3 separate regions of the Mus musculus genome follow, and all the other regions are linked to region 1. Evidence: chromatin loops called from intact Hi-C (ENCODE). Cell type or tissue: heart. All regions are shown on one strand.

Region 1 (8,000 bases):
GCTTTGGGGTCTGCTGAGCCCTGAGCTGGAAATCGCACATCTTCTCTGTGTCTGGGAGATAGAGGCAAATCGCAACTCCTGTGCTGGACCGTTGTGGGGTTTGGGACCCTGTGATGTGGGGGGAAAGTGTGTCTTTCTTCTGGAGCCTCTTTTGGGTCCCAGGAGAGTTTTCTTTTTGGGGTGGGGGCTACAAAATGCCTCAGCTTTCGAGGGAAAAAACAAAAAAACAACCCCCTATGTTAGGTTCAAGGTTGAGGAAGGTCCGAAGCAGGAAGAGAAGATCAAAGCTCCTTTGTAGGAATAAACTTCAGTCGAGGGACTGCTGATAAGAGACATGGGGATTTTCACAGCTCCCTGGTACCCACTACACTCAGCGCGTAGACAAATGTACCGTAGGGCCTGTGGGGTAGTGCTTGGGTAAATGTGACTGCCTTCCTATGGCGGCTTGTGCCCCTGGAAGGAAGCGGCTCTCTTCCCCCACTCTCCCTCTGTGTTCCCACCCTCTTCCCACACCTCTTTGCCTCTCTTCCGGCAGATCCCAATCAGCAGGGCTCAGCTGTTCTGGGCTTTTTTTAGCCCTTTAGCAGGGCTGCAGGGTGCGTGTGGGGGACGGTTCAGCAGCTGCTGTGATTTTTATCAATGGAGGGGGTGCCTGCCGTCTGCCTGTGTGTGATGGATGGACCACCACAGATGGGAGGGGGTGGGGTGGTTTGAAGGCCCACTTTGGAAAGTTTAGGGTTCCTCCTCTGGGTAGGAGATTTTCAGTCATTCAGTGGTGATCCACAGATCGCACCACCATTGTGAGCCTACCGACAGGATAAGGACAAAGTGGTGTTCAGGAGCCCTTTCTTGGGGCATGGCTAACTTGAGAAGAAGAGTCCATAGCAACCTTGTTTCCCTGGTCCAGGTTTGACTGCAGCCTGGGGGCCCTGGGAGAGGTTAGCTGCGCTTGGCTCTTCACGAATGGGTCTGTGGCCTTAGGTCTGCGGCCCCAGAGGCTTAAAGGGCTTCTAGACCCTTTGGAGGTCAGAACTCCCAGCTTCTATGAAGTGTGCTCCCACACCACCTCCCTCCCAGTCTTCTCTTCTCCCTCCTGTTCAACACCCCTTCCCCCAAGCTTGCCGCCTCTGCAGCCCACAGCCCCACCACATCCGGCCTTGTCTGAACCCCCCCCCCCCTTCCTCCCAAGTGAAAGACAAAAACCAGCCACAGATGTCTTTACCCTTCTCTGGCCTTCCAGCCAGCAGTACAGGAGGGGCGGGAGTGGTGATGGGGAAAGGGCCAGGCTAAGGGGCTGCAACCCAAGCTCCAGGGGGCCTCTGAGAGGGGTTTGGGGAACAGTGCCCAGCCTGGGGCCTGTGCCTGGCCTGAGCTCCTGGAAAGCTCCCCCTCTGGCCTCCGGACCTGGGAGAAAGTCAAATCCTGAAGCATTGCTTCTCCAGGCTGGCCGTGGCCATTCCCCACCTTGAGAGAGTCCTACCCCAATTGAGGAAACTTGACTCTCAGAGTTTCTCCTGACTCTGGTGGTTGGGGAGACACACGTTCTGCCTCCATTGCTGGGATAGAGAACGGAGTGGGCTCTTGGCTCTGCAGAATTCAGACCCACTATGTGTTCCCTTCACCGTCCTCTCCACCCGGGTCCCGGGCTCCACTCATTCTCCCTCCTGCTCCCCACAGGCAAGCCAAGCCAAGGTCTTTCTATTTTATGAAGGAAAACAGAATGAGATTACAAGGAGACCCTTGGACTGAAAGGCAAGAGGAAGCAACTCTGGGTGACTGGGGAGTAACCAGAGCGCCCGACCGAGGGTCCTTTTCTCAGTTCACAGATGATGTGTGCACCTATGTGCAAAACCAGGCCCACTCTAAGCCCTGTGTTGCACAAGTCTAAGAGATCTCAGACACTGTTTCTGTCTCCTGAGTGAGGAGGTGGGAGCTGGGAAGAACGAGGGTGGGGGTAGGTTACGTCTCCCTGGGCTTTATTTTAAAGGGGGACAATGGAAGTCCAGAGAATGCCTGCCCCCTTCGTGGGGGGAGGCGGGGGGGGGCAAGGGGCCGTGAACGGCAGGTGGGTTTGTGTCTAGACCTTTCGTTCCTTGCAGCGGTCTGTTTGTGTTCCAGCACTCCTGGCTGGGGAGGGGGTGTGGAGGAGGGAAGAGAGCTCTTGCCCTGGCAGGAAGCCTCACCTGGAAAATGACAAGGAGAGCCACCACCAGCACGTTTTTCCTGGGTTTCCCTAGAGGAGACAAAGGAGATGATGTTACCGCCCCGGTAAAAATTGCTCGGTGATTAAGGAGACATTCGGGGGTGGGGCAGGGGCACCATTGGGAACTTTTATCCCAGGCTCCAGGCACCTCGGGCTTGCTGAAAGAGAACATCAGAACCAGATTGTGTGTTTGAACACCTGGCCTGCTGCCCAGCATCCCTGTCTTCACCTCCCTCCCTTCCGCTTCTACTCCCAGGTCTGGGAAAGAAGTAGAACAGCTGGCTCCACCCCCTCCCATCCCCCTCCCATCCCCCTCCCATTCCCCTCCCCCCTCCCCTGCCCTGGCCAGTCTAGGCTGCTGCTGGTTTGCAGTATCCACTGTACCCCAATAACTCCTCCAGACTGCTGGTTCCGCACAGGGTCCTGACTCCCCCCCCCCCAACTTCCCATTCCACATGATGCACAGCCCTGTGGTAGTCGGGATGTATGCACACATGTTCAACACTTCCTTGGTGGCAAGATCCACCGGCCTGGGAGCATTCCTTGATGGTCAAGGGCACAGACAGCCACATGTGAAGCCTCACAGATGTTCTAAGGGCTAAGGAAATGGGAATCTGTTCTCTCTCCCTCAACGTGTTTTCGAATACTCTGCAGACAGAGACCACTGGTTAGAACAGGCTTGCATATGACAGCGACCACTCCTCATTCTGCTCAGAGCTGAGCCTTGAGCCAGCCTGGGCTGTATTTTCTCCTGACAGCTAAGCAAGAGGACAACTGGAAAAGTAATTTTTGCAGACATCTTATGCCCCCCACCCCAGACCTCTACCCCACATACTCCCGTCTCACCCCTGGGGACCCTTGATCCGCCTTCTTTGCTATTGGCACCCCTCTCCAGCCCTTGAATCCCAGTTCTTCAGATCTACAGGAAGAGTCAGACCCTATGGGTCTTGCAGTCCAGAGTAGGACTTTGCTCCCCAATCTGAGTCTGGGGGACCTCTTGAGGCCAGGGAAACAGTTCAAACGCAGATGTTGTTTGTCCTTGGCCATAGCACCACCTGCTGGAGACTAGGCTACATGACACCCAGGGTACCTGACATGTACTCCAGGCTGAGGAGGCTACGCTTGGTCACTCAGTACAGGCAGGAAGGGCATCAGGGTGACCCGGACAAACGTTTTTCCCCTCTACATTCTCCTCCATGCTATGTAAGCACGTCTTACTGAAGCTAACTCTGCCCTCTATTCCTATCTTGCCTCCCTCCTAAATCCCTAACCATAAGTCGAAATCCTAGCTGTAGAGATAGAGAGACGCTTAGGCTTAGCGTGGGGCCCATGCCTCACCAGCTCCATCTTTTTCTGGGGACAGACAGCCACTGTCCCCTTATCATCAGCTTGTACTAGAACGTTTGGAGACAGGAAGGGGAACATCACCACGTGGCTTCACAGCTCATCTCTCTCACACATTCCCCCCCCCAACTGAATTACCCCTGGCACCCCACCCCCACCCCACGAGCTTGAGGTCACATGCCCATTCTCAACTATAGGATTTTCAGGGTCTGATGCACAGCCCGCCCTTCCCTGACTCATTTCGGGGTTCAGCGTTCGAGGTTTCTTTCAACCCATCAACGGCTTTCGGTTACTGTAGAGAAAGCCCAATCTGACTGTCAGGGACGTGGAGAAACCCCTAAGGAACAAGAACTGTTTCTGTTTTACTCTGGGTTCTGTCCCGGTTCTTTTGTAGCCACAAACCCGGAGGGGCTCTGGGGTGTGTGAACAAAATTGATGTCTCATTCCAGGGATACTGGATATGAGGTTGGGGGTGGGGGTTGGGTGGGTGAGTCGGGGTCCTGTAGATCCAGGACAGGCCATGTTCAAGGCAGTTAACAGGAGAATTTGGGGGAATTTGAACGTGTGGTGACAGAGGGACCTGGTCAGTGTTGGTGAGTCAGATGACTCAATAGTCAGAAAGCAACTGCTCTTGAGCTACGGGCAGTTGGGAATGCCAGTGTGGGGGAGCTGTTGATTGAGGTGTTCGGTGTTTCCTGAGTTCTTGGGTTTGCAGAATGATTAAGGTGAAAGGAAAACTCCCTAGCACTCTAGCCCGACACCATCCCAACTCCCCTGCCCTGCCCTGCCTCAGCCTGACACTCAATTCCCTCCCCCGCCCCCAGCTCCCAGCCTGGGAAGCCAGTCGCCTCCTGCTCAGGTCCTAAAGCTCCCATCTGTACATTCCCCCAGTCCCTCCAGGCTGCCCAGGAAACCATGGCTGCTTATCATCTGGCCCGAGAGACACCTCAGGTGATGATTTTCTCTCTGGACCTTCTCAGCCGCTTGTAGGGGACATGAGAAAGGGCAGAGGCTGAAGCAGGGACCCAGCCCGCAGATGGGAGGCAGGGATGTGAGAGCTGGTGGGATCTTGTTATTAGGGCACCAACGCTGTCACTCAGTGATGCAATTGGCACCCACTGAGCTTTCAGTGAAGTGCGCTGTCCACGTGAGACAGGCGCTGCCATCCCCGTCCTCAATGGATACCCTGTGAGACCCCACGTGACAATCAGCCCCAACGGAAGAACTGTCAGCACAAGGCTTCCCTAAGGACACCCAGCCCCTGGCCATGGCCACCTCACTCCTAGCTCCTCTCCCTACATCTCTCCCCCCTCATAACATCTTGTAAGTTCCTTTTGTATTCTAGGAAACAGGCCCAGAGATGTTATGTCGTTCCTCTGGATTCACATAGCTATTAAACAATAGATCAGAGATGGGAAAGGGGAACATCTAGCCTGGGTTCTAATGGCTGAGTCATGTGACATTACTGATGAGCCTTGGGTGTGGAGGGTCCTCCACAGATCAAGGCCACTCTTGCTCTCTCTACTGCTTCTGGCCACTCGTGTCTGTTGCTTCCACATCTCGATCTTCCACATCTTTTGATGTTGGTCCCTCCCCTGTCCTGATACAAGGATCTGTTGTCCCCTACTCCTTCCAAAACACACATTTCATCTATCTGCCCATCTATTTGGAAAAGGGTGGGGGACCTTTGCTGGCCCCCATTCTTTTTAGGGTGGTGTATGGATTCCCTGGTGCTGTCACACAGCGCTGTAAGGGCCACCCCAGTCTAGCTTGTTTCTTGGCACATCTATTTCCCTGACTCCCATCAGCTGACACCATTCCCCCTTCCTTGTTGCTCTATTGCCTTCACCAGAGCTGACTGACTATGAGCTCAAGGTGTGTGCTCATATATGTATGGGTGTGCACACATACAGAGGTCAGAGGCTGACATCAGTGTCTCTCATGGAACCTGGAGTTTGCCAATTCTGAAGACTGGTTGGCCAGCAAGTCTTATTATTCCTGCCTCCCTAAGCAGGCTTAGGTATTACGTGTGTACCTTGCTACAGCCAGCTTTTAAACTCTGAGGCTACAAGCTCAGGTTCCTCAGGCTTGTGTGCCAGTCACGTTCCTGACACTCGGATGCCTCATTTACTTTGTTGGCTTAAGGCTGTAGAGTCTGAAGATCTGGCTACAACCTGGCCCTTCTTTATTAGGTTTGACAACTTCTACACACCCTTCAAAATACAATTGCCATGCTTTCTGGACACGTGTTCACAGCCTTGCTTTTTGCTTTTGAATCTTGTCCTTATGCCCCCTCAGGAGTGCTGTGTCTCTCACTGTTGGTGTTGCGTGTTGACATACATGTTACGTTCCCCACCAGACTCTGTATTCAAGAAGTTCTCAATGAGTGACACATGACTGGAAGACAATACCACACAGAGGAGCGTTTTTTCCTAGCTACTCTGGGCTCCAGTGTTCTCCACAGCCAGGTTTCTGGAGGGCCACAAGAGAATGACCCTGAATTCTCTTCTACTGCCATCTACAGCTGAGCTGTGAGACACAAGTCTCTTATGGGTTCATTTGTCACCCCCTCCCCTTCTCTGATTTTGAGATGTTGTGCTGAGATCTGTGGTCCCATGTCTTGAAGTTAGGAAGGGTATATCAGGGCTGCTCATTCAAATCATGAAAGAGGCCAGCTCAGCCCTGGTTTGTAGTTTCTCATTTTGTATAACAGAAACCTAGGCCTTCTCACCCACCTCCTGTCCCTACTAGGTAGACAAAGAGTGAAAAACAGATAGTTTGTGGCCCACCCGCCCTTCCAACGGCGCCGGAGCCTGTTTTGAGCAAAACTTCTTAAGCAGTTTCCCCTCACACCAGCATTTCAGAGTTAGCTATTAGGGTGCTTCTTAAGTTGAGTAAAAAAGCAAGACTATCTCTTCTTCCAGGACCAGAGTTTGCCCCACCCCCTGTATCAAAGCCATGCATTTAGCATCCCCAAACCTAGTTCAGGAGAGACTCTATAGTGTCCCAAGTGCCAAGGAAGGCAGGTGTCTGTCTCCTTTTTGTGTCAAAACATTTAGACCTTTAATGGGACCGACTAAGGTCAATTGGGATGGTAAAATTTACACCATGGAAATTGGCAAATGCTGTAAATTTAGAACCTTTCCCTATTCTGGGAGCCACATTTTAGGAAGGTGGAGAAGATCTTTGGTGGATGGTGTGGGTTCTCTGAGACTATGGCTGGTGGAGGTAGATACCTGAGGTGTAGGCTTAGAAAGCAGGCAGGTGGGAGGAGAAGCTGGAATAGATATTTGCTTTCTAAAATATACTTAGAGAGGCTGATTCTATCCATCCATCCATCCACACATCCATCCATCCATCCATCCATCCATCCATCCATCCATCCATCCATTCCTCCATCCCTCTCTCCCTCCCTCCCATCAACACTTTTTACTTACACCCAAAACATCTGAGAGGCAGAGGTGTAAGAACAAAATCCTGCTTCCCATGAGTTCATAGCCAGCAGAGGTGGACCCCACTATATACCTTCCACAGCTGGATCTAGATCTAGGGTGCAATGCACGCTGGGCAGGAGAGACAGATAAAGATGCTGCTGGCTGTGGTGTGGCTTGGAGGGGGTGTGAGGACAGCACCAGGGAACCTTCACTTTTTAAAGTCAACCCCTTGTGGCTTTGAGGCTGGTGAGCGGAACTCTAGGAACTTGGCCCCTCCAGCCCCAGCCGAGTCTGACTCTGCAGCCGAGATTTAAGATGTGTAACTGGGGTGTCTGGAGCTGGACTCCCCTTGGCACTTTGCTATAGTAGACACTGAGGCTTGCCTGGTAGAATAGCTTGTTATAGAGAGGGCTGTGGTGTGTGGGCTTTGTTTTAGGGGCTGTGCTGTGCTGGCTACAGTTTCTCTACGTGGAGTGCCCCCTGGGCCACTCAATTTTATGTTAGTCATTCACCCTTTAACCTGCAAGAGGCACAAAACCTGGGATGTGTAGGAGGGAGGAAGGGAGGGAGGAAGACAGACAGAGACAGACAGACAGATGACAGGCAGAGACAACAAGAGGCAGAGGTGGCAGCTAGTATTTGTATTGCACTATGCACAGCACAGTTTCCATCAGTTTCACTCTTCTCGTGAGCAAGGAGATTCAAATCCTGGTTTAACAGGACAGAAAGGAGGGACCCAGAGTGGGAGCAGGGTGTCCTGAACTCTCTAAAGAGAATTTTCTTAGTCCCCAGAGGTGCCAGAGAACATCACCCATCCCTACCAGCTGAGAACGTGTTCTATCCAGGCATCAAGGTCAGTCTACCAGGCTGTTCATTGCCTGCTGCTTGAGAGGACCCAACTTTATGCCTGTGTCTGTCTTGGCATCCACAGCTGTTCCTTCCCCTGGGTCTGAAAGAGCAGGTACATCCTCTCTCCAATGCCTCATCCAACGGGATGGCATTCTCTGAAAGCAGCCACC
Region 2 (8,000 bases), 230 kb before region 1:
GCTGTGAGCATACATTCCCACTCCCAAAATTACTTAGTCTATGAAAATACTTATATATGGTTAGAATCTAATTTGCTAAGAGAAACTTTTTTTTGTTGTTTTGTTTTTCGGGACAGGGTTTCTCTGTGTAGCCCTGGCTGTCCTGGAACTCACTCTGTAGACCAGGCTGGCCTCAAACTCAGAAATCTGCCTGCCTCTGCCTCCAAGTGCTGGGATTAAAAGCGTGCACCACCACTGCCCAGCAAAACTTTTTATTCTATTTATTACCAGTACTCAGGCTAATAATAGTAAGTGTTGTATACTGAGCTCTGTTTATTTTGCATTTCTATTTACTATATATTTATTTGAGTCAGTCTCACTGTGTTAACTTGACTTTAGATCCTCCTGCTGTAGTCTCCTACTAGTTAGGATTTCGGGCCAGTGTTGACTAAGCCTGACTCAAATTTGTCTTCTGGGTCTTGTCTGAAGGTGTCAAAAGACCAGGTTCTGGACAGTGCTGCGATCCAGTTCTGTGCCCGCAAAGTGTCTGCTGTTTCAGGAGACATCCGTAAAGCGCTGGATGTTTGCAGGTGAGTTATAGCACTGTTGACTGTTTTTATTAAAAAAGAGGAAACATTGTCGGTGACCTGGTGTCGCTCAGATGAATGTGACTTAAGAGGCTCCACACTGCCTCTTTCCATCCATGCTCAGAAAAGAGGACTTGTTTCTCAGTGGGGAGCGCTGGGTCTCCACCATGTTAATGTCTGAGACATTATCAGTCCATTACCTACGGAGGGAGAAATAAATGAGATGTTGCCGGCACTCCCCGTGGTGATTATAGATTGGTTAATTACATTTGTATTAAAAAAGACTCCAGTTTGCTTTTCCATTCGCTGGTCTCAAGCAGGTTTATTTATGGACCTGAACCATCTTTGCCTTCAGACTTTCTTTTTCCTCTGCTTTTGTGGGCACCCCTTCCTCCTTCCAGTTGGTGGTCCCGCAAGTCCTACCCTAGACCTCTTTCTCTCCTCTGTCCCCCAGCCCCTCCTGCTGGGGAAAGCCTCTGTGCTGACTGATGAAAGTTTTTCCTCCCGGTAGGGGCACTGGGTCCATTAAAATGATCCTTGCTGTGCTGGCCCGCTGGTCCCACTTCCCCCTATTGCCTTACAGAAGATCCAGGTCTGCCCATGGCCTCCTGTGGGCAAAGCACTTTAGAAAGAACAGTGGGAGAGGAAGCTCTCCCTGTTGCTAGATGGCATGATCTAGACAGAAAGTTCACCCCAGTCAGCAAACTCCTTGAGTAAAGACGACAGCTATGAGTAATGGCCATGCAGGCCAGCAAGATTAGCCAACATGTGTCCTATATCTGAGAACTCCTCTTTGGGGTCTGCTGTGTGGGAATGCTGTCCAGCCTCCACACTGCCTATCCCGTCTACCCGGGGCATTTTTCCTCATCTAGAATGTTACTGGCTCAGTGTATGACAGCCTACTTGACATCTGTAAAAGCAAGAAGGGTAGTAGTAGTTCCGAAATTCCCAGCATTTTTATTTTAAAGGCAGGTCAGTCTCCCTTAGGCTACAACATAACCCAGTTGATTTTCAGGCAGGGTCTCCCAGGTAACTTACTGGTCTGGAACTTACTATGTAAACTGGCCTCTTAAGACCTTTTTTCTTTTTTAAAAAAAGACTTATTTATTATTATATGTAAGTACACTGTGGCTGTCCTCAGACACTCCAGAAGAGGACATCAGATTTCATTATGGATGGTTGTGAGCCACCATGTGGTTGCTGGGATTTGAACTCAGGACCTTCGGAAGAGCAGTCAGTGCTCTTAACCACTGAGCCATCTCTCCAACCCACCCCTTAAGATTTATTTACTTTTGTTTTGTTTTGTTTTGTTTTAGCTGTGTGCATGTATACTGTGACTGTGTCTGTATAGTATGTTTATGCGGTACCTGTGATGGCCAGAAGAGGGCATCAAATCCCCTGGAACTGAAGTTACAGGTGGTTGAGAGCTTGCCTTTTGTGGCACCAAATTTGTAAGGGACCTTAATTTTTTTTCTTTTTATTTATATGAGCACACTGTAGCTGTTTCCAGACACACCAGAGGAGGGCATTGGATCCCATTACAGATGGTTGTGAGCCACCATGCGGTTGCTGGGAATTGAACTCAGGACCTTCGGAAGAGCAGTCAGTGCTCTTAACCGCTGAGCCATCTCTCCAGCCCAACCTTAATTTTTTTTTTTTCTTTAATGTTAATGTTTCTGGTTTGGGGTTTGGTGGCTTGGTGTGGTATTTGGTTTGGGCCATACTAAATTAATTTTAGGAAAAAAAAATTTTGTTTGTTTGTTTTTAGGCGAGCTATAGAAATTGTGGAGTCGGATGTCAGGAGCCAGACAGTCCTCAAACCACTCTCCGAATGTGAGTAGCTTACCCTTTTGCTGTCGGCCTTTCTAAACAGAGACCTTGAATTGACTTGATGAGGAGAGGGAAAGATAGGCAGACACAGTTAAATCTGCCTTCACACAGCAGGTACAAGAGGGAGCAGGGTGTGCTAGATGTAGGTCATTTCAGTCTTGCCTGTCAGTGTCAGGCTGTGTGGTACTGGCTGTGAGTCCCCAGGGGTGTTCATAAATGCAGGGGCTCGAGGAGTAAGGTTTTTTCCAAGGCTCTGGGAACGAAAAGGAGGTTGCAAGGTTGAGCCGCCTTCTCTCTGGGCCTGTTGGGTGCCCTTTAGGTCCATCTGTAGGAGAAGGTAATGCCTGGTACGTAGAAGGGAGAAAGGAAAAAAGATGCTATGAGCAAGCATCAGATCAGGAGTTCGTCTCGGGGCAGTCTGCAAAGCAGAGCACAAAGACCCCATGGCTGTCACGGACAACGCTGCTCTCCCTTTGCTTCACTGGCAGATGTCATCCGGCTGTGGCCTGTATACTTACCAGTGTTCCGTGTCCAGTGTTAATCTTTAGAAACAAGGGGATCTGACTTGTTCCTTCCTTCTAGTTGGGAGTTCAAGATAGAAACTTCCTCTTTTTCATCCGAATTTACTAGAAGAGACAGTTTAAAGGGTTTCAAAAAGTAACCAGCATTAGTGCTGGGACAGTGAGTGGGCAGTGCAGCCCGATCTGTAGACTGAGACTGCTCTCTCTGGCTCCTCAGGTTATCCCGTCCTTACAGGCTCCCGTCCCTTAGCAACGACACACAGGCTTGTCAGCGGCCCTGGGATCAGCACTGGCACACGCTGCTGAAAGAGCTCCCAGGTCTAGATTACAGAAGTAACCTGATCCCCTCTTTTGACTTCTGATACGCATTTAGGACTGGTTTCAGTGGCCTTGCTGTATAGTAAGCTATACAGACGGTGACTTCAACTAAATACAAGGAATGTTCTAATGCACAGAAATAAAGGTTCCCCAGCACTGAAGATAGGCAACAAAAAGTTGGCGAGACGTCCAGGATGGTGGGCCATACCAGTGATTCCAGCACTCAGCATGGTCACTACAAGTTCAGGGCCAGCACAGGGGACTCTTAAACCATGAAACAGGAAAATGGGGTAGGTGTCGTGCTGGGATTGTTTTAGAGGGGGCTTTGCCATTGTGTGGGGAGTAAGGAGAGACTTCCAAGTTCCCTTCATTGTGGGACTTGTGCTCCTCCGTTTGGGAGCTCTGGTTTCTCTATTAGCCTTCTGCAGCTTCCTGCTTGTGGTAAAGCAATCGAAGCAGATTGGTGTGGGGCAAGTGCAGATGGCCTCAGGAAGTAACTGCAGGCATGGGTTGTTAGAGAGCAAGCCCTGTCTCTCACAGCAGTGCTTCTCCAAACAGTGGGGCCATGGGCCTCTGTGTGCTCACCGCTGTGCTCAGCTTCCGGCTCTGGGGAGGGTAGGTACTACATGCTAGGCTAGCCCGTGGCATTTTCTCAAGTTTCTTGCCAAATAGTTTGGACACTGTGACTGAACCTCAGAGGTCATTTGGGAAAGCCGTCTGGGGGCGGGGCCTGAGGTGGGACTGACTTTTCCTGGCCACGCTTACCCGCCCATCTGACTCATATCTAATTAAAATATTAGATAATTTTTCCAACTGTTCCTTTTCCTTTCGTAACGATCAGGCAGTCGTCTTTGCTTCAGAGTCTTAGGCTGAGGATTAACTGAGGGTCCTTGAGCAAGGCAAGTGCTATGGCGCCCGACTTCACTCCCCGGCCAACCTCTGAGGCCGTTAGCCAGGCTTGCTGGCATCTGTCTGGGTTCTTGCTTATTCAGGAGGGTAGATTCGTTATCTTCTCAACACGAAACTACATCCGAAAGGACAAGATGACTGGGTCGTTATTTCCTAGAGAAAAGGCAAGCCTGCTTTCTGGAACTGCCTTTTCCCTCACCTTCCGCCCCAGAAACAGAACTCTGCTGTGCCGTTACGTGGGTCTGGGGGTTTCCTTTAGCTAAAACCTGCATCATGTGTCTCCGCACATACACAGGCGATTATCTTCGAAATGGAGTAAAGTGCCAGATGGTGGTGGTGCTAGCACTCAGGAAGCAGAGGACAGATTTTGAGGACAGCTACACAAAGGGAAGGAGGGAAGGAAAGGAACTGAATTGGACAAAGTTTGCTTACTTTGCAGGTAAATCACCCAGCGAGTCGCCGGTCCCCAAGCGCGTTGGTCTTGCTCACATATCCCAAGTCATTTCGGAAGTTGATGGGAACAGGGTGACTTTGAGCCAAGAAAACACACAGGATTCCCTTCCTCTCCAGCAGAAGATCCTGGTTTGCTCTTTGCTGCTTTTGACCCGGCGGCTGAAAATCAAAGAGGTCACCCTGGGGAAGGTAAGCTTCGCGTCTCAGCAGGTGGGGCTGAGGCTTTGCCAAAGCTACTTTCCAAAAGGCCCTGGGAATTAACGATGAGTAGGAGGCAGGGCCGAGTGGAGCTTTTGCTACATTTGACCCAGAGCTTGGTCTATGTAGGGAATTCTAGGCCAGCCAAGGCTACACCGTCGTGAGACATTGTCTCAGAAACATGAGTTGAGGCCAGGCGGTGGTGGCTCACGCCTTTAATAACAAAACTCTGGGAGGCAGAGGCAGGTGGATCTCTGAACTCTGGGCCAGTCTAATCCTAGTGAGTTCCAGGAGAGCCAGGCAGGGCTATACAGAAAGATCCTGTCTCACCACCCTTAGCCCCCTACCCGAAAATTTAAAAACTGAGTTAGCCATGAACCAGATAGAGCGGTACCATACTTGTAATCCTGGTAGCTAGGAGGCAGAGCCAGGGTGATTGCCAGCCAGGGCTGTGTAGAACCCACCTTTGTCTTTGCATCTATGGTCCTCCCCCAACCCCTCCCCAAACTTACGTAAAGTCCCGTTCCTAAGTTCTACCTTAGAGTAAGAAAACTGGGCAGTCACTAACAACTGCTTGTGCGGAAGACCCAGGTTCCATCCCCAACACCCACATGGTGGCTCACAAACATCTGGATCTGTACCTTTAGTGCCAGGGGATCCAACAACTCTTCTGTTCTCCGTGGGCATCTAGGCATGAGCATGGTACACATACATAAATGCATGGCAGCAAAACACAAAATAAAATAAATCTGGCTCAGCAGTTAAGAGCATTGACTGCTCTTCTGAAGGTCCTGAGTTCAAATCCCAGCAACCACATGGTGGCTCACAACCACCCGTAATGAGATCTGATGCCCTCTTCTGGTGCATCTGGAGACAGCTACAGTGTTCTCACATATAATAAATTTTTTTGGTTTTGGTTTTTGGAGACAAGAGTTTCTCTGTGTAGCTCTGGCTGTCCTGGAACTCACTTTGTAGACCAGGCTGGCCTCGAACTCAAATCTGCCTCTGCCTCCCAAGTGCTAGGATTAAAGGCATATGCCACCACTCTAGCTTTTTTTTTTTTTTTTAAAGAAGAATCACATAAAGTATTGGGGGTTCGGAAGGTCTGTTGCCAATTCGAGGGGTCAGTAAAAGTGGGAGGGGAGATATTCAGATAACTTAAGACACAGTTTCTGGGCTTCTTTCTTTTTGTTTTTCATCTGTAAGGTTATGAGATGTGGCTTGTAAGTGACACTTGTTCTCCCTCATTTCCTCCCAGTTATATGAAGCCTACAGTAGCATCTGTCGCAAACAGCAGGTGACGGCCGTAGACCAGTCTGAGTGTTTGTCCCTTTCAGGACTCCTGGAGTCCAGGGGCCTTGTGGGATTAAAGAAAAATAAGGAGAGCCGCCTCACCAAGGTACAAGTAATGGCTTTTTGTGCGTGTCCCTGCTTTTAATTGTCCTGTCTTGGCGAGCGTGTCCTCTGCCAAAGTAACGATTAGAAGTGACTAGTGAACAGTTTGCTTTTCTGCCAGCTAGGGCTTAGGATGTGAGGACAACGGAGTGATGTGATTCGGGCCATTGAGGATGGCAGCAGTTAACCTGTCCATTTGAGGAGAATGGAATATGATAGGGGGGTGTAACAGCGTGTGCGCCTGCAAGTGTGTGCATGCGTGAGCGCCGATGTTCGTCATCACAGAAAGACCTCTTCTCTTTCCAGGTGTCTCTGAAGATTGAAGAAAAGGAAATAGAGCATGTCCTGAACGGCAAAGCTTTCACCGGGAACATCCTCGCTGCTGGTCTGCCCTGAATGGCTCTTACTCATGGCACTTGCAGGTGTCCCTCCCACTGGCATTTGAGAGCCCCCAGAATCTTCATTTTAGTAAGGTCGTTTGGAAACAGTTACGGCCTTTTTTACTCCGCACCAGTAAATTTTAGTGTATGGATTCATGAGTGTTAGCGCTGGCTGATATCTTTGGTTCTTACTGGTTTTACCCATAAAAATGACCGAGTAGCTGGGTGTGGTGACTTTTATGCCTGTGATCCCAGCACTTGGGAAATAGAGTCAAGAGTTAAAGGCCATCCTTTGCTACATAGTGAGCTTGAGCTGGCCTGGACTACATGAGACTCTGTAAGAATAAAAACAGTGGCCCTTTTTAAAGCAATGTTCAGTACTTTTCCCCTTTCACATTCCTAAACACAGTGCCTACGAGTATATACGGACTTGTGTTGGAGAGTGTGTGTATGTATTACCTCTGTCTACAAAGGATATATTTTGTAAAGAACTTTGAAGTTTAGAAGGATGAAATGGAATGATCCAGGAAAATTTACGAGCCTCCGTGGAAGGGCATTGTGTTCAGAGGATGCCTCATTCATGTGACAGGTGTTGCTGCCCTGGACTTTTTAAGGACTGATGAAGAATCTCCCGTGCTCCCCACCAGTATGGGGGTGACGAGGAGAATAACTACAGATTGTGAATATATTTATTTTCAAGTTTCGTTTGTCTGGGCTGCATTTGTTGTCTCTGGGTTTTCGGGCACATAGGTGTTCATATCCGAGTCAAGCAGCAGGAGTCGCTGTTTGCCTTCTACGGTGTGGACCGCTAGGACTGAGCTCGGGCCATCAAACTTGGCTGGCGACCAGCGCCTACCCTTCAAGCCATTTTATGGGTTTGTGTTCGTCTTTTTAAGCAGCCACACTCCATGGTAGCTTAGGTTTTCAGAGGTTAATAAGAAAATACCTTCTCATCGGGCCTTGGTAGTACACACCCTTAAATCCCAGCCCGCAGGTGATAGATAGAGGCAGGCGGGTCCCTGTGTTTCAGACATGTTCCAGGACAGTCTGGTCTACAGAGACTCCAGAAACAACAACAACAAAATTAAAAATAACTAGCAAGTGGAAATACTCTCTCACACTTTGCCTCAGGGTTAGCTTCCCTCAGACAGAGCCATTGTTTCAATAGGATGCAGCTCCGGATGAATTTTCATCTGAGCCCCTCTTTCTAGGCTCCCTAGAGAAGTTCATCTTCCTGGCATCAAGTGGCAGTTTGTGACAGGGACACCAGAGGGCACCATTACAACGCCGCTTTGAAAGTGTGGCCCGGGCAAGGGTGGTTTTGAGGGAAGGGGCAGGAAGGTGCCTGAGTCCGACTTGTTTGGGAGGTTGCTGATGCATTCGTACCTGGCTAAGTGCTTGGGAGCAAACCATGCCTGGGATGAACTGTC
Region 3 (8,000 bases), 180 kb before region 1:
GTACACGCCTGAGCAAGACACAATGACCTTCTCAGATGGACTGACCCTGAACCGGACTCAGATGCACAACGCTGGCTTTGGCCCCCTCACCGACTTGGTCTTTGCCTTCGCCAACCAGCTGCTGCCCCTGGAGATGGACGATGCTGAGACTGGACTGCTCAGTGCCATCTGCCTCATCTGTGGAGGTGGGTGAGGCGCTGGTGGCTCTCAGGAGGCATGTGGAGGCCTGGAGGGGCAGGTCCGGACTCTGGGCACACAAGACCAGGGTCTCAGGCAGCAAGCACCAGTCTAGAATAAGCTCCGAAGGTCTGTGATCTTCATCTGAGACCTGGGTCAAGAATAAGACCCAGGCCGGACGTGGTGGCGCACGCCTTTAATCCCAGCACTCGGGAGGCAGAGGCAGGTGGATTTCTGAGTTTGAGGCCAGCCTGGTCTACAGAGTGAGTTCCAGGACAGCCAGAGCTATACAGAGAAACCCTGTCTCGAAAAACAAAAACAAACAAAAAGAATAAGACCCAGTTAACAGTTAATGTTAATTATTATTTTATTCCATGTCACACTGCTGTAGTAATGATGGTGACCTGCTGGGACGTCCCTGCTTTCTATGAGGAGCGCTACCCGTGTTGGGCCAGGGGTGTCCATCTCCACCACCATAGCTGCTGAGCTTTGAGAAGCCCACACCCCACTCTTTTTTTTAGAGTAGAAAGCTTCTCTTCTTGCCTACCAGCCCAGAGACCCTTCCTGGCCTACCCTGTGGCCAGGTATATGGGAGCAGCCTTCTGCCCTCTGTGACTTGGGCAGACCCGCCCCCAAGTGGCCAGATCTGGGAAAGCAGCTGTGTGTATTCTCGGTTGGTGGAGTTGGCTAGGGGTGGGGTGGGGCTCCTGCTCAGGGACAGTTTTGTGCTCAGACCGACAGGACCTGGAGCAGCCAGACAAGGTGGACATGCTGCAAGAGCCGCTGCTGGAAGCACTGAAAGTCTACGTCCGGAAACGGAGGCCCAGCCGACCCCACATGTTCCCCAAGATGCTGATGAAGATCACAGACCTTCGGAGCATCAGCGCCAAGGGTGAGTGTCATCTTCACCACCAGGAGTGGTTTCCAACATAAGGGGTCGAAACCCCTCTGGGGTCACATGACTCTCACAGTGAGCCTCGTGTCAGGTGTTTACCTGACAGTTCATAACAGCCCAATTACAGATTTGAAGTAGCAACAGAATAATTTTATGGTTGGGGGGTCACCACAACATGAGGAACTGTATTAAAGGGTTGCGCCATTAGGAAGGCCGAGAACCATTGACCTAGAGGAAGGCCCACCCAGGACTGGCTTAGGACCACTGCCCACAGTCAAGCTGGCACCTCACGTCTTGGCATCTACATGGTGTCTTCCTCGTCTGAACCTGGCATGTCCCCATCTGTCTAGGCTGGGACTCTCTAGCTGTCACTTCTCCGTGGTACTTTAAGACAGGCCTCCGTAATAGGTCATGTGGGTGTGGTCTGTGAAAACTGCATTTGCCAGCTCTGAGCCTCATTTTCCTGGGGGGTGGGAGGGCAGTGGAGGGATGGCGATGGTGTTTGGAAGCACCTGCTGGATTAAACATGAGGCATAGGGGCCAAATCTAGATAAGCCAAGCCTGAATTTAGAATGCTTCACCCAGTCACCACACCATGGGCTCAGGAGAGCAGGCCTGTGATGCGGGCACAAGCCCCAGGTGCAGGTGCAGTGCGTGGTAGATGCCCAGGTGGGTGGCAGTGATCCCCTTACCCTGTGACCCTCCCTTCTGGGCCAGGTCTCTGACCCCCACCTCCTTCCCCACAGGAGCTGAACGGGTGATCACATTGAAGATGGAGATCCCAGGCTCCATGCCACCGCTGATCCAGGAAATGCTGGAGAACTCTGAGGGCTTGGACACTCTAAGCGGACAGTCGGGGGGCGGAACACGAGATGGGGGTGGCCTGGCCCCCCCTCCGGGTAGCTGTAGCCCCAGCCTCAGTCCCAGCTCCCACAGAAGCAGCCCAGCCACCCAATCCCCATGACCACCTCGACACACGGACAGCCCTCACCCCTGCCCTGGCTTTCTCTGCCTTCCTGCTGGCCGTGTGACCTGTCGGCCCCGGGCCCGCTTGTCCTCTCAGACAGAACTGGGTACCTTCCAGGGGGGACAGGAAGGAGAAGGCAGTGACTCTGTGGACAGAGGCCTGGACCCAAGATGGACTGCCCTCTTCCGGCAGCCTGGGCTGGCATCGGGCCAGGCGTTGAGCCACATGAGGACCTGGGCCTGAGCCCTCACCCACCTTGCCACGTCTTCATCACCAGCAAACGCCGGGACCTGGCTCCCTGTCCTCGGAACTCAAGCCATCGCTCCCCAGATGGGGACTTCCCCCCGACCCCCGCTTTGGATGGTGACAGAGGGTGCCCAGGGTGGGGGAGACTCCCTGTACATATCCTGCGTACCAATCCCCAGATATTAATTCTCGTTGGTTTTGTTTTTATTTTAATTTTTTTGTTTTTGTTTTTTTGTTTTTTGGTTTTTTTTAATAAGAATTTTCATTTTAAGCACATTTATACTGAAGGAATTTGTGCTGTGTATTGGGGGAGCTGGATCTCGAGCTGAAGGGGGTGGGTCCCGGGGACGGGCAGGGCTCGGAAGGGATCCCCTCTCCTTTGATGTCCCAGCAGATGCTCCCACATCCCAGTCTTTGCTCCTCAGTTTTCTCTAATACTGTGAAATACTAACTTTCCAAGGCCACCTTCCCTGTCCCGTGCAGGAAAGCAGCTTCCCCTCCCCCCTCTGCCCAGCCACTGGGTGTGGGCATCTTGGGCAGCTATCCCTGGGAGGAGAGGATCCTGGCTTTTGGCTTGTCCCCCTACCCACCAATAATCAGGGTAAGGGTGAAGCTAGGGCCCCTGGGATAGACTGTTCCTCCTCACTGCCCGTCAGAGCTCACTTCATCCAAGCCCCAGCCCCACTGTGAAGGGGCCGGCTAAGGGGTCCAAGTTACCCCAGCCCCCAGCCTCATAGCCACCAGCACCCCATGGGGCCCTTCAACACACACACACACACACACACACACACACACACACACACACACACACACACACACGGCCTGAGTTCCTCCAATTCCCCCAGCCTACCCCCAACCCCTCTTGGCCCCCTCCTTGCCCCGCAGGACGGGACTCCAGGGGGTCCCCTCCCCTACACCCCTGGGCTGGGGGAGCAGGCTCTACCTTGCCCTCCTGCCTGGGTGGGGTCTCACCCTGGAGCCCACTGGCGCACCTGTTCCTGCTGGGTTTCCACTGAGATCTACTGGAGAAAGAATAAAGTTCTATTTATTCTATAATGCCTCTTGCCTCTCTGCCTCCACCCTCTCCTCTCCCTGTCTGGGCAGGGGACTCAAGATGGGAACTTTCTACAGGCTCTGGGTCACAGTGGCTTGGCACAAGCACTAAGTGCCAAAGACTTGGCCAGAGACCCTGAGAGCTGAGATAGACCCAATCTGGCAGTGGCCTCAAACCGGGGGCAGGGAGAGTCTCACCTACAGCGGGGGATTCTGGGAAAGGAGAGCTGAGCAGGAGGAGGAGGAAAGCCCCTCCCCACAATCTGAGAGAGGAAGCCAGTCCTTGGCCTCAGAGCCCCTGGCCTTGAAGTTACCCAGTGACAGACCAGTGGCTACACTTGATGTTCACAATCCTGCCACTATCAGTTCCTTACTGTCATATCTCAGCCCAGGGAAACCAATGTCCTTCCTTGCCCAGGGTGACACACAGTGGCAAGTTGAGCACTCAGGGTCCCTGCTCAACCTGGGGTTCTTCCTTGGGGAAACACTTCTGAGACACCAGATGCATCACATACCCCAAGGTGCTTGGAGTCCCTCTGTCCTTGGCAGGGAAGCTGAGCCAACCGGTTCTTTCCCTAGAGGCTCTAGCCATGTCTATGTCAGCCACTAGGTGGCAGCAGCTGCTCACTTAACTCACTGTCTCGGGAGCATTGGGAAGATACTTCACTAGTAATTTTCTTTTTCTTTTTTTTTTTTAAGATTTATTTATTTATTTTATGTATGTGATATACTGTCCCTCAGATCCCATTACAGATGGTTGTAAGCCACCATGTGGGTGCTGGGAATTGAACTCAGGACCTCTGGAAGAACAGTCAGTATACTTAACCGCTGAGCCATCTCTCCAGCCCCCACTAGTAATTTTCAAACGTGGTTATTTAGCTGAAATAAATGTACATGGCCTTACAAGAACCAGTATGTGCTTGAGGAGGCATAGGCAATAGGACTACTACAAGTTCAAGGCCAGTCTGGTGTATAACACAGCAAGTTCCTGGACTACATAGTAAAATCTTGCCCTAAAAAAGGAAAAACCAGGGTATTTGCTATCACATAGCATTATAAAGCAAGAACAAAGAGTAGGGGATTTCACTACATTAATAAATACTTTAAGGCTGGAGAGATGGCTCACAACCATCCATAATAAGATCTGACACCCTCTTCTGGGTGTCTGAAGACAGCTACAGTGTACTTACATATAATAAATAAATCTTTTTTTTAATTCATTTCTTTATTTGATGTATGTGAGCACACTGCCACTCTCTTCAGGCACTCCAGAAGAGGGAGGCTGAGGCAGGCAGATCTCTGAGTTTGAGGCCAGTCTGGTATATAGATTGAGTTCCAGGACAGCCAGGGTTACACACAGAGATACCCTGTTGAGAGAGAGAGACAGGAGGAGAAAAGAAACTCAACTGAGGAAGGGTTCTGGGTTAGCAGTGGTTCAAGCAAGTGAGTACTTGTTCAGCATATGCAGGTCCTGAGGTCTGTCCCCAGCACAGAACAAACAAGAAATAGGGAAACTAAAGAGAGGGTGGAGGTACAAACTGACCTATCTAAGGTCCAGAGACAAAAAGGGGGAAACATTGTTTCATACACAAAATAGGTGAACTGACAACTTTGTACAATTCATGTTTCTGTGTGCTTGCAGATAGATACCCACAGACTCTAAGAGGATGGTGGGTTCCCTGGAGATGGAATCACCTGACATGGGGTGCTGGGAACTGAGCTCAAGCCCTCTGGGAGAACAGTATGCCTTCTAAACTGCTCAGCCATCTCTCTGGGCCCTCCAAGTGGCTCTTGACTGTGTGAACAAACGTCCAATAGGACACTAAGTTGTGTGAGGCCTGGGTGACATGGCAGAGCAGGAAAGGAGCTTGCCAGCAAACCTGACACCCTGAGGCTGATCCCCAGGACCCGTGTGAGCAGAAAACCAACTTCCACAAGCTGTTCTCTGACCTCCATATTCATACTGTGGACACACATACACGTGTGCACACAGATATGTAGTAAAATACTTTGAGGGGCTGGAGCGATGGTTCAGCGGTTAAGAGCCCTGACTGCTCTTCCAGAGGTCGTGAGTTCAATCCCAACAACCACATGGTGGCTCACAACCATCTGTAATGAGATCTGACGCCCTCTTCTGGTGTGTCTGAAGACAGTGTCACAGTACTCAAATACGTGAAATAAATCTTTAAAAAAATTTTTTTTGAAAGTTTGTGTGATGATTTTGTGTATATTTGAAATTCTTCAGCTACCTATTTTTTGAGATTTTATACTTGCATATACTGAATTTGATCAAATACACCTCCATCCCCACTCCCCCACTTCTGCCCCCTCGCCAGTGCCCCCAACAACTTCATGTGCCCTTTTAATTTTTTTATATTTTATTTCCATTAGTATTCTGCCTCCATGTACGTCTGTGTGAGGGTATCAGAACCCCTGGAACAGTTGTGAACTGCTATGTGGGTGCTGGGATTTGAACCTTGGTCCTTTGGAAGAACAACTCATGTTCTTAACTACTGACCCATCTCTCCAGCCTCATGTGCCCTATTTAAAAACCCACTGAGTCTACTTGGTGCTGCCTATGCACCCATAGGTATAGGGCCACCTGCTAGATCATCCCTGAAGAAAACTCACTCCCTCTCCGAGGAGCTAGCAACTGCCAGTAGCTCCGCAGTTGGGGTGGGGCTTGGTGACCCCCTTTCCCATTCACTGTGGCTGGCTTGACCTGAGCCTACAGTATCTTTTAGGCAGGGTCTCTCACTGAGCCTGGAGTTCACAAACGTGGCTGGACCTGGACGGGCTGGCCAGCAAGCCACAGGACTCCACTGCCTCTATACCCCTGCATTTGCATCAATGGGCCCATTGTTTTTAGGTGGATGCTAAAGATCTGATCTCGGTTCTCCTGCCCTCAGGCCAATCGCTTTACCACAGGCTACACCATCCCTCCAGCCTCTGGAACTTTACAGATAAGCTTTGGCGAGCTATCTTGAGGTTCATTGTCCCTTTCCACAAAATGCTAACAGGACATTTTGACAACAACCTAAAAGAGGCCCGTGTGTTGGTGAGGCCCCTCTTGGCGGAGTGTCTTCCCTGTGGTGACTTGCTGGGCCTGAGCTGTCTTTCCTGTTCCACAGTTCGTTGCTGTGAAGCAGTTTCTCCAGATTTTTCTGTTTTTGAGACAGGGTTTTGCGATGGAGTCCTGACTTGTTTAGATGCTACGTTTGGTGCTCCTCACAGAGCTCCTCTCGCTGTGCCTCCCAAGTTCTGGGATTAAAAGGGAGCACGCTCACACCTGACCTGTTTTATTTTTTAAGACATTGTCTGTCTTTTTATGTAACCCAGGTCTAGTGGTGACATTTTGAGTGGGATTTTTTAAAAAATTTATTGTTAGTATTTTTTTTTTCCTGTCCTGTGAGAGTTTATCCTGGGTGCTCACAATGATTAACAACATTCTTCATCTCTGTTGGTCTTGCTCTGTAGCTCGAGCAAGCCTGGAATTTTGAGATTCTCCTGCCTCAGCCTCTTAGAATCTGAGATTACAGTTGTATGCCGCCACACGTAGTTCACTCCAGCCTACTCAACCCTCTGTTTTTTGGACAGGGTCTCGGGTATCCCAGGATGGCCCTGGATTCACTATATAATCAAGGATATAACCCAGCATTTCTGATCCTCCTGCCTCCACCTCCCCGTGCCTGGGGATCGAGCCCATGGTTTCCCTCTCAGCAAGCACTCCACCAAACTGCACTCCGCCTGCAGCCTCTACACTTTGGATTCCCATAATGCCTCCTCGGAGGCTATGGGAATGTCGCCTGGAGGCAGACACACCCCTAGCTGAGCTCTTGTCGTGCCAAAACTCATCTTCCTTCCGCAAACAGAGGACAGAGGGACTCGGAAGATCAGTAATGGACCAAGTCAGAAGCGTTTCCCTATGGAGACTCGGGAATCTATGCCAGATGAGTCCCCTTCCTTCGGGACACTAACTGTGTGGGGTGTGGGGATAATTAGGTGGCTTGTTGTGATCAGAATTTGTCAGCAGCTCACATCTGGTTGTGAGTGACTATGGAGAAGGTGCGGCTGCAGAGGCTGGGACAAGGGTGACAGAAGCAGCATTCAGCCCTGAAGGGAGATTTATGCTGGCAAGGCTAAGTTCAAAAGGCGCTATCTAGGGCAGGAGCAGAGGCTGTGGGCAGCTCTAGGCAACAGACGATCCTGGGCAGCTGCTGCAGGGGCGGAGAACACCAGACACAGGAGATGCTGATGAGAGAGGTGTAGGTGACTGGTGTCTTACAGAAAACAAGCTGCAGATGCTTGGACAACAGCTGGCAGAGGTGGTCCCACCAGGTGGAGGTGCGCCAGTAAGGGAGTGGACCACACTTGGGAGGCAGAGGCAGGCGGATTTCTGAGTTTGAGGCCAGCCTGGTCTACAGAGTGAGTTCCAGGACAGCCAGGGCTGCACAGAGAAACCCTGTCTCGAAAAACCAAAAAAAAAAAAAAAAAAAAAAGATCTGATGGACTGTTTCTAAGTTGCTGGCCACTCCTTACCACATCCATCCATGTTCGATCAACTCCAGCCACACTAGTCTCTCTGTTGGCTTTGGCACACCTCCACCTCGAGGTTTGGCACTGGCTACCTGAATACCTGAATGCTTTTCTTGGAAACGGCTT

Evidence for each region. Peaks named below come from ENCODE experiments on the same cell type or tissue, not always from the same donor. Only the 100,000 strongest peaks of a DNase experiment are listed, where the experiment ranks them.
Region 2: it touches region 1 in a loop (5-fold over the local background); 14 of 42 quality-filtered maps call a loop at or near these places.
Region 3: a loop joins it to region 1, with 7 times the contacts of the local background. A loop is called at or near these places in 18 of 42 quality-filtered maps.

The regions. Positions count from the first base shown.
Region 1 is chr11:99,146,852-99,154,851 of GRCm38, forward strand. Ccr7 (chemokine (C-C motif) receptor 7) reads right to left here. Exons shown (of 3, transcript NM_007719.2): 2 at 2,184-2,233. Among named protein-coding and RNA genes, the nearest start is that of Ccr7, 4.2 kb to the right of the region's middle. In heart, no CTCF peak of the experiment used is centred here; DNase peaks (open chromatin) are centred at 580, 2,390 and 3,230; H3K4me3 peaks cover 2,300 bases; H3K27ac peaks cover 4,265 bases; H3K27me3 peaks cover 1,484 bases.
Region 2 is chr11:98,914,620-98,922,619 of GRCm38, forward strand. Cdc6 (cell division cycle 6) reads left to right here. Exons shown (of 12, transcript NM_001025779.2): 8 at 469-569; 9 at 2,335-2,399; 10 at 4,584-4,786; 11 at 6,054-6,194; 12 at 6,497-8,000. The coding sequence ends at 6,586. Among named protein-coding and RNA genes, the nearest start is that of Cdc6, 11 kb to the left of the region's middle. In heart, CTCF peaks have their summits at 1,952 (motif pointing right), 3,856, 7,300 and 7,852 (motif pointing right); DNase peaks (open chromatin) are centred at 3,192, 3,832, 4,592, 7,892 and 1 weaker place; H3K27ac peaks cover 361 bases.
Region 3 is chr11:98,971,602-98,979,601 of GRCm38, forward strand. It overlaps Rara (retinoic acid receptor, alpha), which reads left to right. Exons shown (of 9, transcript NM_009024.2): 7 at 1-185; 8 at 911-1,069; 9 at 1,819-3,341. The coding sequence ends at 2,036. Among named protein-coding and RNA genes, the nearest start is that of Gjd3, 7.4 kb to the right of the region's middle. In heart, CTCF peaks have their summits at 810 (motif pointing left), 2,220 (motif pointing left) and 3,930 (motif pointing right); DNase peaks (open chromatin) are centred at 210, 830, 2,160, 3,920 and 4 weaker places; H3K27ac peaks cover 1,277 bases; H3K27me3 peaks cover 619 bases.